Regions from separate parts of the Homo sapiens genome. Here region 1 is linked to region 2. Evidence: chromatin loops called from intact Hi-C (ENCODE). Cell type or tissue: mammary epithelial cell. All regions are shown on one strand. Links, peaks and the distances in the headings refer to the core of each region. The heading gives the core; the rest is flanking DNA.

Region 1 (8,724 bases), core at 61-8,060, 69 kb before region 2:
AAGAAAATGTGGCACATATGGAATACTATTCAGCCATAAAAAAGAATGAGATAATGTCCTTTGCAGGGACATGGAGAAGCTGGAAGCCATCATTCTCAGCAAACTAACACAGGAACAGAAAACCAAACACCGTATGTTCTCACTCATAAGTGGGAGTTGAACAATCAGAACACATGGACACAGGGAGGGGAACATCACACACTAGGGCCTATCGGGGGGTGGGGGGCAAGGGGAGGGAAAGCATTAGGACAAATACCTAATGCGTGCAGGACTCAAAACCTAGATGAGGGGTTGAAAGGTGCAGCAAACCACCAGGGCACATGTATACCTATGTAACAAACCTGCACATTTTGCACATGTATCCCAGAACTTAAAATAAAAGAAAAAAAAAACAAATACAATGTACAATACACTGTTGCTAACTCTTAAAAAAGTGGGGACAGCATGGGCACTCTCTCTTCTCTTTCCTCCTCTCAGAGACTCTCTTCCACCCTCTGAGGTGGTGAATGGTGTTGGTCCATCGCTCAATTCCGCTGCTTCTGCCGAATCTTCTCAGTGCTGCTTGATGTCCGGCCGCTCTCCCTCTCAACTGTGGCCCTTGGGTTTCATGTCATACCTGGGTCCCCGTCCTCCTCTAGGCTGAGAGGGTCTCCTTTGTTAACTATCCTTACTCATTCTGCTCTGCGAATCTTTTTTATTGATACACAATAAGTGCATGTATTTATGGGGTACGTGTGCTGTTTTGATGGATGCCTAGACTGTGTGATGATCATGTCGGGGTGTTTAGGGTATCTGTCACCTCCAGTGTTTATCTCCAAACCTTGACACCCCCAGGACCCAGCCTGGGGGTGCCTTCCTCTCCCTCCACACACTTTCCTCAGGCAGTTTCATCTCTATGCAGCCTACTGTGTGCTGCCAACCCCCAAGTCTGTGTCTTGGTCCCATCGGTCTCCCAATGCACAGGCGCATGTCCTGAGCTCTCTGTTGGACACATCCATTTACCCGGGCGCCCTCCAGTCACCCTCATCACAGCAGATCCCAAATGCACAGGTAAGCTACCCACCCCAATACCGGAATCTGCTCTTCCTCTCTCTTCCTTCTCCAGGCCAATGGCTACGCTGTCCAGCTGGTCGTCTAAACTCCAGGCCTCATCCTGACTCCTGCGCTTCACCCGCTCACCAGATCCCATCAACCACCCAAGCCCTGTAGACCCCACCTCCTCCCACAGCTGCATCCTCCTCCCGCACCTCCTTCTACGTCACCTCCTTAGCACAGGCTATTACTTGCTTCCACACGGATTACAGTAACAATCTGCTATCTGGTCTCCAAGCTCTCAGTCTTGCTTCCTCCAAAACAGCCTCGGCCGGGCGTGGTGGTTCACACCTGTAATCCCAGGACTTTGGGAGGCCGAGGCAGGCGGATCACGAGGTCAGGAGATCGAGATCATCCTGGCTAACACAGTGAAACCCTGTCTCTACTAAAAATACAAAAAATTTGCCAGGTGTGGTGGCGGCCGCCTGTAGTCCCAGCTACTCGGGAGGCTGAGGCAGGAGAATGGCGTGAACCCGGGAGGCGGAGCTTGCAGTGAGCCAAGATGGCGCCACTGCACTCCAGCCTGGGCAACAGAGCGAGACTCCGTCTTAAAAAAAAAAAAAAAAAAAAAAAAAAAAAAAAAACAGCCTCCACGCTGCCCACATGATGACCTGAGAATACAAATCTGATCGTGCCACAAGGTCCCTCACCACTCAGCCTCAGGTCCTGGAATGTCCTCGTTCCTCTTTCGTAATGAACAATGTGCAGACCCCCACTTCCCATCCCCTGTCGGAGCTCGTGACCACCTGCAGGAGGCCTGCTACCCACCCTCCAGACGCAGCACCCACGTCCTGCCCTGAACACTCAGCAGAACACCCTCTTCTGTGCGCCCATAAGCAACTTGCCTGTCACTCTGGTCTCCTTCACCTCACTGGGTTCTAAGAATTGACTTCTGCACCTGTGTTACCCACTGGGCTCTGAAGCTGGGATACCGTCGTATTCACCGTGTATCTCCAGTGCTTATCATTGCGCCTGCCTTAGTCAATATTTGATTGTCTCAAGAAATTGATCTGAAAAAAATCTTGGAGTCATAAAGCATTGAGAACTGAAAGGAAACCCACAGAACAGCCAGTCAGACCCCCTCATTTTCACCTGAAGAGACTGAGAACCAGAGAGGGAAGGTGTTTTGCCTGAGTAAGGTGTTCTGCACCTTGTCATTGCTAGACCGAGATGGTCTTTTCCTTTGGTCTGCATAGTCAGATGTGTAGATAAATTACCGGACATGTGTGGGGGGAACGGAAAGGGGGGGCTCCATGTGTTCCAAACACCTGAACATCTCACAGTTCTGGAGGCACTCGGATTTATGAATAAGAGCACAGGTACAGTGGAATGTCACGTTTCCTATTTTTATTAGCATCCCCATTTGCCCGCAGCCTGATTTCTCTGACCTGGCCTGATTTCTTTCACACCCTGGCTTTTAGAGGGTGGCTCGCAGGTCAGATGATTCACTTGCTCAAACATGAAATCTTCTGCCAAGCTCAGAGGACATCTCGAGGGCAGATGCTCCTTTTGATCATCGTTTTATACTCTCTCAGCCTCATCAGGGTTATTAAGCCATTTGGTATCCCAGGCAACCTGGAAGCAGCTCCTGGACATTTTAGTCCAGAAAAGACAGTTCTGAGAGGAAAGAACAGCTCTCACGAGGGGCTGCCAGGAGATCTCTACATATGATAGGAAAGGCTCAGGAGGATGGTACCAGCTATGCATTTTTTTTTCTTTTTTAGAGACAGGGTGTTGCTCTGTCACCCAGGCTGGAGTGCCATGGCTCAATTATAGCTCACAGCAGCCTCAACCTCCTGGGCTCAAGCAGTCCTCCTGCCTTAGTCTCTCAAGTAGCTAGGACTGCAGGTGCACACTACCACGCCCAGCTAATCTTTAAAAATTTTTTGTAGAGACAGGGTCTCACTATGTTGCCCAGGCTGGTCTTGAACTTCCAGCTTCAAGTGATCCTCCTGCCTCAGCCTCCCAAAGTACTGAGATTACAAGCATGAGCCACCAACACCCAGCCCCAGATCCTTTTTTTCTAACCATGAAAATAGCTTCCTGTGGTCTAAAACCCCAGCTGAGTATTCTGCTGGGGAATCCACAAGTTTCTCCATCAGTCCAGACACAGGTTAAGCTTAATGAAAACACACAGCCAAAGAGCCGTGAGGTCACAGTCGGTGATTTCCTGAAATATTCAGAGAATGCTCCAACCCTCAACTCTGTCCCAGAGGGCATCATCCAACCCCACCGCCCTTGACAGGGAGCCACAAAAGTGCTACCAGTCCAGCCTGCTTGCCAAGCCCCGTCACAGCTGCCTCTTCCTGCAGGCTTTCTTTGAAACCTTGCTCTGGAATTCAGCTTCAGGATTCCTGCAAGTCCCTAGATCAGGAATATCAGATGTTGTGATTTTATAGGGCCTCCATTCAAAAACCACAGGGCCATTTCCATGGGTGTCTTGTTTGGCACATGAAAAGAAACAGAAGAAGCTGCCAAGCATGTGTCTCCATGAGTCATTAAGCCCTTTTCTCTGCTTCTGCCGGAGGTGTGCGCACATGCAGAGGGAAAAGGAAAAGCATGCTCTGAACCTCCAGGGCAAGCAGAGCCTCTTATAAACAGACACGTCCTTCAGACCAGACAGCGGCCGGGGAAGTGTGCAGTGGGCGGGGGAAGGTGGCTGGAGCAGAGCTTGGCGGGGCGCGTCCTCCACAGGGGGGTGTCCACATGTGGCCTGGCAGACCAGCTTGTACACAGACCCAGCAAGGCTTCTCAAGGGGCCTGCATTCCCCAAGCCACGTCCCTGAGATTGGGTGTCCCTCCTGCCCCGGCTCCATCTGATGTTTTGCAGGGCCTGGAATGGCCTCCCTGGCTTACTTCTCAGGGTCTCTAAGGATGTGTGAGGTGCCCTCAGGAGCACCCCAAGCTGCCCACTGGGACTCCTCCCACTCCTGTGCTCCTGCTGTTGCTGGTGTTCCTGAGGCTGTGAGCTCCTGGCAAGCAGTGGCTGCTGTCCTGAGGCTACTCCAAGGGAGTGTCAGGGGCACTGGGGCCCTCCTTGGATCTGGGAAGGGCACCCCATTTTCACCGGAAGCTTGGGCCCCGCTGATGCATCAAAGTCTTCAGATCCTGAGCCAATGCCAGAAGCACCTGACACCCCTCCCCTTTCTTCTGCCTGGTTTGCTTATCTAGACCTCCACCATCACCCCCAGCCACCTGACCCCAGACTCAATCTTAGGGTGTGTGAACTGTGGGAAAGGCAGGGACAGAGAAGAAATGTGGCCAGGGAACTGATGGCCACAGACACTCTTCCTATGGGGTGCAGGGTGGGGAGAGACCGCGTTCTTCCTTTAAGGGAAGCAATTGCCCAGAAGGAACTTCAGACCCTTTGGGCAGCTCTCCTGACAGCTAAATCCTAAGCCGAGCGCTGGTTCATTTTCAGCTGAGACAAAGTATTAGGAAACTTTGGCTTCAACTATGAGTCACTGAAAAAATCAAAACAAAATAGCAGTGGCTTAAACAAGATGGAAGTCTTTGTCTCTCTAATATTCCCTCAAAGGCTGGAGTTGGTCAGTACATCCCAGGCAGTTATGGAGACTGCAGAGCCAGGGACCCAGGCTGCTTCCATCCAGCAGATCTTCTGTGTCTTCTGTTCCTGAGGTCTCCTAGGGTATCTACACCCTATTCCTGCAAGTAGGAAAGAGAAAGGAAATAAAAGGGCACAGCCCCTCTTCTTAAACTTCCACTTCCTGGAAGTTGTAGCCACCACTTCTGCTTACATTCCATTGGCCACAATTCTGTCACATGGCCATGCCTAGCTGAAAGGGAGTCTGGACAATGTAGTCTTTAATACAGGCAGACTGTCTTGTGCCCAGCAAAAAACTGAGGTAAGTTCTAAAAGGAGGGGAGAATGCATAGAAGTCTGTGCCACAGACCTCCACCACCCCCCGTGCCATATACATGTGTATTAGTGTCCCAGACAAGGTGCAAGACCCTAAGTGGATATCCACTTTGGAGTCCCTAATTACCGGGGTGGACCCCTCCCAGTCTATTTTGATGAAGACCTTATCACCTCCACACCCATCTGCAGAACCAGACAGTGTCTCAAAAAGTGCAGGCTGGAGCTGCTTGTTAAAAATGCAGGCTCCCACACTCACTGGATTCACATCTCTGGGGGCAAGCCCTGAGAATCTGAAATTCATGCACACTTTCTAGGTCATTCTTATACACGCAGAAATTTCATGTCCACTATTTAGTCTATTTCAGAGAAATTAGGGGAAGAACACTTCTACACTGCTAGACCTAAGGATAGTAGAACTAACAGTAATTGCTGAGTTGGAAGGAGAAGGTGTTCAGGAGATTGTTGGTTGTGACATCTGGGAGTGCCACTCACAAGTTGTCTAGCACAGCATTGGGGAACTGGTCCAAGATTTTCAAGACAAGATCTGCTGTCTTCTGGTAATCAAATAAAAATCAGTGGTCATTGGAAGAGAAAGTAGCCTTCTCCACTGCAGCAGGGAAGGGAAGTGAGGAGACCACCATGAGTGAAGAGCTGACCACCCCCAAGAAAGCCAGAGAGCTGCTGGTGCCCTCTGAGAAAAGGAAGAAGAGGAAGAAGAAAAGAAGGTGAAATGAAGGTCGAGCACCAAGCTCTTCGCCAGACTGAGGTTTAGGAAGCAAAGACTCACCATCCATGTAAGTTGATTCCCAGCGGGGACAGAACTACCATTTGGGGAAGGAGACATTTCTAGAAGCCATAATGCAGGAATGTCACCAGGGACACTAGACGTCCTGAAACGTGAGGGACCACCCACACAATGAAGAGTTTTCTCGAGTCCTTGGGATATTGATGTTTACAATCATCTAAGCTTAGAAACAAACTGCATTTTACATAAAAACACGAAGCATTTTTGAACTGTTTAAATATAAACTGAAATTTTCAGAAGTGCAACTACCAAGTTTATTTCAGAACCCTCCCAAGAGCTGTTCACAATTTCAGAAATACATGTCAACAGCGGCTCCGCTCATGGCATCCGACTTGTGATTGGAAAAGTTCAGTCTGCATTTGTGGTCCCATTCATAGTGACTTTACACGTATGTCCAAGCTTCTGAGCTCCTTGTTAGGTTGTCTGGTTAGACATGCCTGAGCCTTTATATTTTTTTAAGTGGAATGTATTATTATCAATTCCTTTCCTTATAGTTTCTATTTATATTAATGTTAGAGTAATATAAGGATTTTTTAAAAATCTATTTCAGGAAAATAAAGGAAAGTTACAAATGACAAAAAGTATTTGTCATTACGGGGGCCGTGGGGGGTCTGGGGAGAACCTCTGCCCAGATGTGGCCCGAGGTTTTCCTTGGTATGAATGAGGCTGCTCATGACCCCTAGAGACTCTGTTGCAGCCACAGCTGATCTGGTTTACGAAGGCTTGTGCCCACCCAGCTGGCTGCCTTCAGTTTACTCTGGAGTTGTTGGCATGGACCCAGCTCTCAAAACATCCCCCCGATCAGCATCCATTGTGCAATTTATCTCAATGTGGCTATAGACTCAAGCGAGAACAGGTAGATCGCAGGGAACAAGCTTGGTCTATGCAGCAGCAGAAGGATATGGATTTGAGCGGCCCCCTGGCAGAGGCTGTTTCCGACTCAGGCCTCCAGTTGTCCCCTAGGCCTCTCTCAAGAGGATTCTCGTCAATTTGACACAGTCATTTTGTTACCAGGGACATTCCGACACACTCGCTTTACTCTTGTTTTGACCCGAGGACATTTTGATATGAACAGAAACCATCAAGCTTTCAACTGTGTTTATCACCAAGTAAGGAATGAAACAGACACTCACCCACACCTGGGCCTCACTGTGTCTCATATCATGCTGAACCCCTACCCTCTGGGAACTGGAATGCTTTAAGGCTCAGGAAAGGCTGCTGTACCAATTTATTTGCAGTAGAAGTCTGTTTTTAGGCTGGGCATGGTGGCTCATGCCTGCAACCCCAACACTTTGGGAGGCCAAGACAGGAAGATCACTTGAGCCTAGGAGTTCAAGAGCTGCTTTGCAACACAGCAAGACCCCGTGTCTAAAAAAAAAAAAAAAAAAAAAAAAAAAAAAAAAAAAAAAAAAAGCTGGGCATGGTGGCACAAGCCTGTAGTCCCACTGTCCCACTTACTCAGGAGGCTGAGATGGAGGGATCACTTGAGCCCGGAAGGTTGAGGTTGCAGTGAGCTATGATCATGCCACTGCACTCCAGCCTGGGTAACAGAGCAAGACCTTGTCTCAAAAAAAAATTTGTTTTTACAGTTGGTATAGGTCTTTCTATATAGAAGAGACACTCAAAATGATCTCACCAAAGTTTCCAGAATCTCTCATTTCACCCCAACACCAGAGGAGAGGAAACAGGGCTAAGAAATGAAAGACCCCAGAAAGAAGTGTCCACTTGGCTGATGCCAGCTGAGCAGGAAATACACGGAAGGCTCGGCAGGGTGACAGGCAGATGGGCTGCTCTTACCACCTGCCCCTGCCTCACGGTGGAGAAGGTCAAGGAGCTAGATGCGACCCTCTAGCTCAGTGGTTCTCAACCCGGGCCTCACATTGGCATCACCTAGGAAGCTTTAGAAAAGTACAGATACCTGAGTCCCACCCCAGAAATTCTGCTGTCATCAGTCTGGGGCGTAGCTGAACATGGGTCTTTTTAAAATCCCCCCTACATGATTTCAGTGTGCAGCCCCCATCAGGAGCCTCTGCTAGAGCTGCCATCACAGCCTCTCCAGCACGCCTTTATTCTGGCATTTTCTATTTCTTCTTACTCCAGGGAGAAGGCTTTGGTGATTAATTCCCAAGCAAAACCGTTCATTACTCCTTAATAAGATGAATTTCTATCACCAACAATAAGTCAGCCTGTCTCTGCCTCCCTTCTGCTCTTGAGAAATCTCTGTGTGTCACCCTCTTTCTTCTCTTCAAACTCGTTTATACAGCCATCCTGGCCATCATAAGGTTGTTGTTTTGTTTTGGGTTACTTTTAGGGGGTGGCATGGGGAGGGGGTCATTGGGGAGGCGGCTAATGGCCAATACATCAAATTTAACCCAAGCAGATGTTGCAGAACTGGGAGGTTTGAGGCACTTGAGGAAGTCTTTCTAGGGCCTGGCTCTGAGCAGGACTCCCCTAGAGGGCCCTGGGGAGCCTTGGGCTGGCACTTGTGTTTGCAAAGTCCAAGGAAGAAACCACCTCTCATGCCTTTCCCTTAGGGGTTGTGTGACATCCATCCAGCTGTAAGTCAAAGTTACTTCCCCTTTGTTTTATGTTCCATCTTGATTTTAAACTATTATTACATCTGTTAGAGAGTACACTGTGCCTCCCAAAATGGATATGTTGAAGTCCTAATCCCCGCTACCTCTGAGTGTGACCTTATCTGGAAATAGGGTCATTGCAGATATGACGAGTTAAATTAAAATATGGTCATACTGGAGTAGGGTGGGCTTTTAGTCCAGGGCAACTCATGTCCTGATAAAAAGATGGCCTTGTGAAAACACACACATGAAAATGCCTTGTGAAGATGGGGGGTTGGAGTTGCCCAGCTGTGAGCCAAGAAACCCCAGAGATTGCCAGACACTCCAGCAGCCAAGAGAGGGGCAGCAAACAGATTCTCCCCCAGAGCCCT
Region 2 (8,724 bases), core at 687-8,686:
AAATACTAAAATCAAACTCAAGAAAAATCAAACAATGCTGGAGCTGAGAAAAATAATGGCTATATATCTGGTTGAACATGTTGAAAGAAAAGTGAAAACACAGCCAGGCATGGTGGTGCGCACCTGTAATCCCAGCTACTTGGGAGGCTGAGACAGGAGAATTGCTTGAATCTAGGAGGCAGAGGTTGCAGTGAGCCAAGATCAACCACTGCACTACACAGCCTGGGTGACACAGACTCCTTCACGCACACACAAAAAAGTGAAAACAAACTTGGAAGTCTAGAATGAAGAATTACATCTAATGCAGTAATATTCTTCCCACCTTTCCATATTAAATGTAAGAAGCACCAGCAAAAAATACTAAAGACAGAGAAATGACCTGGCAAAATGATTCAAATACCACAGAGCGTGAGAATATTCCTCAGTAAAGCTCAAGATATTATGAAGTAGCTAGCAGAAGAAATGGCAGGGGTAGCGGAAGTAAAAATTCTAACCATATGACAGACTCTAACAGTAAGTCATAAATTCTAAAGGTTTAATTAGTAAATTCATTATTTCCTCCAAAATATACTGTCATTCTTCTCTTAACAATGAATGTTTGACACAAATCCAATTTTGATGTTAAAAGTCAACATACATAGATAGGTCCCTCATGTTGACAGAGCACAGAATTGGAAAAAAAAACTGCAAATGAGAAATAGGGGTATTTCTAAATCTTCTGTATTCCTAAAATATCACACTGCGCCCTTGCTTCAGCCTCCCTGATAGACTGGTTTGGGTGTGCAATATTAATGCAGGAATACGTGGAATACCAGCACAAAGCCGGGGAGGGAGACTAGCAAACTCTCGCCATCAATTATTTCTCAACTACATTTAGTATTCTTCGCAGTTTTAGATTTTTTTTTCCTTTAAGCGAAAACCACTCCACTGAAAAAAATTCCAAACTTGTTTTTTAAAAATTGCAGGAATTTCTTCGTATTTTATCAACAAAAATACCAGAAATTAAAGAGCTGACAGAAATTCAAGCAGATCCAAATTCAACCATCCATTTTTCATACTTCTCCAAGTCTGCAGCAGAGACAGACTTAGCAATTTTCTTTAGGGCCAATTCAAAGTCTCCTTTGGTAACAGGCATCTGAAGTTCCTCTTTAGAAAGTGCACGGATTTCTTCTGGACTTAAGCCATTGATACGCCGTCTCATTGCCATTAAAGAGGCATCCCTAAAAATATACCAAAATCAGTCAACAGTAATTTTTGCACATGTTTTAAACACTTTCAATTGTAACAAAGTTATGAAAAAAAAATCAAAAGATTATTTTATATGTTTTTATGAGGCTTCTTAGAATTTTCCACTTAAGAAACATCCTGGGGGTTCAGCAGAAGTTAAGACAGGATGCAAACAACCAAAAACATGAAATGTATAGTTAACGAACCCTAAAAGTCTAAGTTAAGCTCGAATAGTACTGAATTTTCTTTTCTCCACTTGCTCCTCAAAGACAGCCAAGAAGTTTAGGAAACTGAAGTCAAATTTTGAAATACTGAATTGTACACTTGGAAATGAACATATGGCTAATGTTAAGATAATTCAAACCACAGACCAGTTTGTCTACAGCCTAAATAGAGGAATAAAGACACGAATCACTCCCTCTGAAACATGAATATCCACATATAGTGGACATGGAATTCCCTACATGGAGTATTTGTAGGCAACTGAAGGCATAAACTCTGGCTTCTCTTGATCCCATGTGCAGCTCTCTTTGACCAACTATAAATAAATATGAAGGTCTGGAAGAAAAGGATAATTCATAATCACAAAAAAGCTATTAGGAAGGCCAAGCCAACAAAAATGTCAAGTTCTTAAATATTTTGCTATAGTAGCAGTAGGAACTATTGCAACCTTATTGTATGCCACTAAACTTGGATGCACATGGGAAAAATGCGAGCAGAAAAGGTGAGAAAAACAGATGCTGTGGCTTTAAAGAAAGGCTACTAAAGTCAATTTAAGTGCAGTTAGAAAAATAAGAAAAAAAATAACTGCAGTGACAGGAACTGTCTAAAACTTATGATGTCGCTAAACTGAAAAAATTTTAAACGTGTATCTTCCCCAGCTTACGCTGATCATTTTTGCTCATTTGCATGTGTTTAAATAATGCCAACAAAAACTAAATAATATTACTTTAGGTTGATGCAGAAAGGCTCCAACACAAAGCTAAACTAATCTTAGGTTGTCAAAGTCATTATTATCGAGTTAGACACAATAATTTCTTTTTTTTTCTTTTTTGAGACAGAGTCTCGCTCTGTTGCCCAGGTTGGAGTGCAGTGGCGCGATCTCGGCTCACTGCAAGCTCCACCTCCCGGGTTCATGCCATTCTCCTGCCTCAGCCTCCCGAGTAGCTGGAACTACAGGTGTCCGCCACCACACCTGGCTAATTTTTTGTATTTTTTAGTAGAGGCGGGGTTTCACCGTGTTAGCCAGGATGGTCTCGATCTCCTGACCTCGTGATCCACCCGCCTCGGCCTCCCAAAGTGCTGGGATTAGAGGCGTAAGCCACCGACACAACAATTTCTTAAAAATCCAAAGATCAAAAACATCAACGACCACTGCTATATAATTTTCATCTCACAATGAAAAATAAAGTTATATGTAAAAAAAAAGGGACAAATGGGAAACCATTTTAAAGAAATGGGTAGCTGCTTTCATGTCTAACTACACTGGGCTAACTACATTGACTTTAAGACCAGTCCTCCTGCGAAGTCTATAACTAATGTCTAAAATCACAGATCATTAAAAAAATACCTGCAAACATTAGTGATGTCAGCACCAGAATAGCCCTCAATCTTCTCGGCTATATCTTCCAGTTGAATATCAGGATCTAATTCGACCTCACGAAGGTTGATCTTCAGAAGCTCAGCTCTTCCTTTTGCTGTTACAAGATTTTGGTGGTGTTGTTAGATGTTTTACTTTACAAATAATTTTGCTGAGAAATGACATATTAACATTTGGGGGAAAAATGAGGCCAATGCAAAGAAGAGTCAATAACTGTGTGTCCATTAGTATTATTACCAATTCACTGCATGACTCATGGAATCATTTAAATTCCTATGTGCCTCTGTTGCAGTAACTAAAAATTGAAAAAAAAAAAAAAAAAAAACACCAAAAACCACCTAGGTTTTCTTTAAAGACTGTGAAGATACCTACTATGAGAACAAAGAATCTGAGATTCTTCATGAAAAATATAAATATCAGTTTTCAAGCACCGGAAATGCTTCTCAAAAAAAAAATACTTAGCCTGGTGTTACAAAATTACACTGCATCAAGTGTAACTCCTATGAATTACTTTGCTCACCTGTTAGTATGACATGGATCTCCAGAACTCTTATCAGTAGTTTAAAGAACATTTCCTGAAAATCAGTAATTGGCACAAAAAGCTCATTAATGTATTTTTTACTTGGAGAGCCAGCCCACAGACATTTGCTGTTCCAGTATGATTTAAATGTGAACTGAATAAGTTCAAACATACTAGAGAATTTTTAAAATAACCAATCATGCTTGCCATTTCACTAGTGCTTTTAGTGGCAAATCTGCTTAGCACAGCACACTAAGATAATGCATTACTAGTTTATCTGGCGCTCTACTATTTCCTGAGATACAAAATGAAATTTAATTTTCTTCTACTTTTATTTTGAAAAATGCCATATATACAGGAAAAGAAAATCAATGAATACCCATTTCCCTTTCACTGAGATTCACCAATTGCTAACATTTTGCCATTATCACTCTAGCTGGCTCGTCATCTCTCCTCCCTCAACTTTTTGAATTGAGCGCTAGCTGCAGGCATCACAACACTTCACCTTAAATTCCCCAGCATGTATCTCCTAAGAAAAAAGGTAGACATAGCATTTCTCACCCTTATCAGGAGATTTAATACTGGAATATTAGTGTCTAATACACAATTCAAAGCAAAGTTTCCCTATTTGTCCCAAGCCTTTATAACTTTTACAAACCATAACACATTGCAGTCAGTTACTATGTCTCATTCACCTTCTTTCATCTAAAACAGTTCCCCAGTGTTTACTTTTTGGTTCATTTTGTTTTGTCTTTCATGAAATTGACAATTCTCCCCCAATTGATCTTATACAGCCAAAGCATTCCAATAAAGATCCTCCTAAAAGGTCTATCTGTAAAAACTAACGGGCAGATACCAAAATGTTCACAGAAATGGAAAGAACCAAGAACAGCCAAGATGCTCTGGAAGAGCAACAGCAAAGTGGAAAGAAATGCTCTATCAGATTTTAAGACTTACTACAAAGGTATAGGACTCAAAGCAGTGTGACCCTCTTGTGGAAATAGACAAATAGATCAATAGTACAGAACGGGGTGCCCAGCAGCAGACCGAAGCATAATTACAGACACTGAATTTATGACAGAGGTGGTTCAGGCCGTGAGGGGAAGGAGTGTCTTTTCAATTAATGATGTAAGAACAGCTGACTATCCACAGGGAAAAAAATGAAATCAGGTCCTACATCATACTGTGCACAAAAATCAGTGCCAGATATATTACATCTAAATGCAAAGTTGTAAGTATTTTATAACAGAGAAGAATATCTCAATGACCTCAGGGAAGTATTCTCAAGACATATATTCAAAAAAAATCAACAAGGAAAAGATTGATAAACTGACCACATTAAAATGAGGAACTTCTATTCATCAAAAGATACTGTCGACACAGTGAAAACAGATAAGTTACAGAGTTTGAGAAGATATTTGTAACATATATAAGCAACCAAAGACTTGTATCAAGAATATTTAAGGAATTTCTAAAAATCAGCAAGAAAAAGTCAGACTACCCAATAGCCAGCGTGCCTGGCAATGCACAGTGGCCGGACCCTGGTGCTTGCTTGCTCATGCACCCCTCACCACTCTGTGCCTGGCTTGCCCTTGGCCGGCGTGGGATCAGGGCCAGTAGCTCCAGCCGAGCTCAGCCTGCCAGGCCCAGTGGTCAGAACGCTGGGCTCAAGCAAAACTCCAGCAAAGGTGCCACCAAGGATCCTGCAACACAAGCACTTTGGAAAACATATTGAATTCATCTATTAATACTGCAGCTGTGCGGCACTACCTAGCAATTCACTCCTAGGATGGAATGCTCCATTCTGGCATTCTTACCACTATACATGTATGAAAATGTTCACAGTAGCACTGTTCATAATAGCCTAAAACAAGAAATAATTAAAATGTCCACCAAACAATATGATGGATACATTTTGATATAATCACATAATAGATGGTATGGGTTAAACCATGTCCCTCAAAATTTTTAGGCAACTCCTAACCCCCAGTACTTCAGAATGTGACTGTATTTAGAGACAGGAGAGGTAATTAAGGTAAAATGAGGTCATATGGGTGGGCTCTAATCCAACATGACTGGTGTCCTTATAAGAAGAAGCGGTTAGGACACAAAAACCCCTAAGGGGAAGACCACATGAAGACGCCGGGACAAGATGGCCACCTATAGGCCAAGGAGAGAGGCCCCAGAGTGCAACCACCCTGCCTACACCTTGGTCTTGTACTTCTAGCTTCCGGTACTATGAGAAAATACAAACTACCATCAGAGAATACTACAAACACCTCTACGCAAATAAACTAGAAAATCTAGAAGAAATGGATAAATTCCTCGACACATACACCCTCCCAAGACTAAACCAGGAAGAAGTTGAATCTCTGAATAGACCAATAACAGGAGCTGAAATTGTGGCAATAATCAATAGCTTACCAACCAAAAAGAGTCCAGGACCAGATGGATTCATAGCCGAATTCCACCAGAGGTACAAGGAGGAACTGGTACCATTCCTTCTGAAACTATTCCAATCAATAGAAAAAGAGGGAATCCTCCCTAACTCATTTTATGAGGCCAGCATCATCCTGATACCAAAGCCGGGCAGAGACACACCCAAAAAAGAGAATTTTAGACCAATATCCTTGATGAACATTGATGCAAAAATCCTCAATAAAATACTGGCAAACCGAATCCAGCAGCACATCTAAAAGCTTATCCACCATGATCAAATGGGCTTCAACCCTGGGATGCAAGGCTGGTTCAACATACACAAATCAATAAATGTAATCCAGCATATAAACAGAACCATAGACAAAAACCACATGATTATCTCAATAGATGCAGAAAAGGCCTTTGACAAAATTCAACAACCCTTCATGCTAAAAACTCTCAATAAATTAGGTATTGATGGGACGTATCTCAAAATAATAAGAGCTACCTATGACAAACTCACAGCCAATATCATATTGAATGGGCAAAAACTGGAAGCATTCCCTTTGAAAACGGGCACAAGACAGGGATGCCCTCTCTCACCACTCCTATTCAACATAGTGTTGGAAGTTCTGGCCAGGGCAATTAGGCAGGAGAAGGAAATAAAGGGTATTCAATTAGGAAAAGAGGAAGTCAAATTGTCCCTGTTTGCAGATGACATGACTGTATATCTAGAAAACCCCATCGTCTCAGCCCAAAATCTCCTTAAGCTGATAAGCAACTTCAGCAAAGTCTCAGGATACAAAATCAATGTACAAAAATCACAAGCATTCTTATACACCAATAACAGACAAACAGAGCCAAATCATGAGTGAACTCCCATTCACAATTGCTTCAAAGAGAATAAAATACCTAGGAATCCAACTTACAAGGGACATGAAGGACCTCTTCAAGAAGAACTACAAACCACTCCTCAATGAAATAAAAGAGGATACAAAGAAATGGAAGAACATTCCATGCTCATGGGTAGGAAGAATCAATATCGTGAAAATGGCCATACTGCCCAAGGTAATTTATAGATTTAATGCCATCCCCATCAAGCTACCAATGACTTTCTTCACAGAATTGGAAAAAACTACTTTAAAGTTCATATGGAACCAAAAAAGAGCCCACGTCGCCAAGTCAATCCTAAGCCAAAAGAACAAAGCTGGAGGCATCAAGCTACCTGACTTCAAACTATACTACAAGGCTACAGTAACCAAAACAGCATGGTACTGGTACCAGAACAGAGATATAGATCAATGGAACAGAACAGAGTCCTCAGAAATAATGCCGCATATCTACAACTATCTGATCTTTGACAAACCTCAGAAAAACAAGCAATGGGGAAAGGATTCCCTATTTAATAAATGGTGCTGGGAAAACTTGCTAGCCATATGTAGAAAGCTGAAACTGGATCCCTTCCTTACACCTTATACAAAAATTAATTCAAGATGGATTAAAGACTTAAACGTTAGACCTAAAACCATAAAAACCCTAGAAGAAAACCTAGGCATTACCATTCAGGACATAGGCATGGGCAAGGACTTCACGTCTAAAACACCAAAAGCAATGGCAACAAAAGACAAAATTGACAAATGGGATCTAATTAAACTAAAGAGCTTCTGCACAGCAAAAGAAACTACCATCAGAGAAAAGAGGCAACCTACAAAATGGGAGAAAATTTTCACAACCTACTCATCTGACAAAGGGCTAATATCCAGAATCTACAATGAACTCAAACAAATTTACAAGAAAAAAACAAACAACCCCATCAAAAAGTGGGCGAAGGACATGAACAGACACTTCTCAAAAGAAGACATTTATGCAGCCAAAAAACACATGAAAAAAATGCTCATCATCACTGGCCATCAGAGAAATGCAAATCAAAACCACAATGAGATACCATCTCACACCAGTTAGAATGGCAATCATTAAAAAGTCAGGAAACAACAGGTGCTGGAGAGGATGTGGAGAAATAGGAACACTTTTACACTGTTGATGGGACCGTAAACTAGTTCAACCATTGTGGAAGTCAGTGTGGTGATTCCTCAGGGATATACAACTACAAATACCATTTGACCCAGCCATCCCATTAGTGGGTATATACCCAAAGGACTATAAATCATGCTGCTATAAAGACACATGCACACGTATGTTTATTGTGGCATTATTCACAATAGCAAAGACTTGGAACCAACCCAAATGTCCAACAATGATAATGTGGATAAAGAAAATGTGGCACATATACACCATGGAATACTATGCAGCCATAAAAAATGATGAGTTCATGTCCTTTGTAGGGACATGGATGAAACTAGAAATCATCATTCTCAGTAAACTATCACAAGAACAAAAAACCAAACACCGCATGTTCTCACTCATAGGTGGGAATTGAACAATGAGAACACATGGACACAGGAAGGGGAACATCACACTCTGGGGACTGTTGTGGGGTGGGGGGAGTGGGGAGGGATAGCATTAGAAGATACACCTAATGCTAAATGACGAGTTAATGGGTGCAGCACACCAGCATGGCACATGTATACATATGTAACTAACCTGCCCATTGTGCACATGTACCCTAAAACTTAAAGTATAATAATAATAAAATTTTAAAAAAAAGAAAATTAACTTCTGTTGTTTAAGCCACCCAATCTTTGATATTTGTTATGGTAGCCCTAGCAAACGAATATGACAGAATACCACACAGTAACAAAAATGAATGTGAGGTGGCAGCCTTATATGTGGTATATATATGTGGTAACATGGATAAATCTTAAAATACATTGAGCAAAAGAGGCAAGATACAAATGAACACAATCAGTATGATTTCATTTATGTAAAGTTTAAAAGGAGGTAAAACTTTGCTTGGGGATACATTGTTAGGTGATGAAATTATATGGAAAAGCAATACATT

What was found. A loop is a pair of places that touch in the nucleus more often than their neighbours do. Peaks named below come from ENCODE experiments on the same cell type or tissue, not always from the same donor. Only the 100,000 strongest peaks of a DNase experiment are listed, where the experiment ranks them.
Region 1: it touches region 2 in a loop (2.9-fold over the local background); 2 of 110 quality-filtered maps call a loop at or near these places.

The regions. Positions count from the first base shown.
Region 1 is chr13:30,139,344-30,148,067 of GRCh38, forward strand. No RefSeq gene overlaps it. Among named protein-coding and RNA genes, the nearest start is that of LINC00384, 9.4 kb to the right of the region's middle. RefSeq lists an enhancer at 6,682-7,111. In mammary epithelial cell, for the core only: no CTCF peak of the experiment used is centred there; DNase peaks (open chromatin) are centred at 3,228 and 3,588; H3K27ac peaks cover 905 bases.
Region 2 is chr13:30,207,519-30,216,242 of GRCh38, forward strand. KATNAL1 (katanin catalytic subunit A1 like 1) reads right to left here. Exons shown (of 11, transcript NM_032116.5): 10 at 2,798-2,924; 11 at 1-1,220. The coding sequence ends at 1,022. Among named protein-coding and RNA genes, the nearest start is that of LINC00385, 58 kb to the left of the region's middle. In mammary epithelial cell, for the core only: no CTCF peak of the experiment used is centred there; no DNase peak of the experiment used is centred there.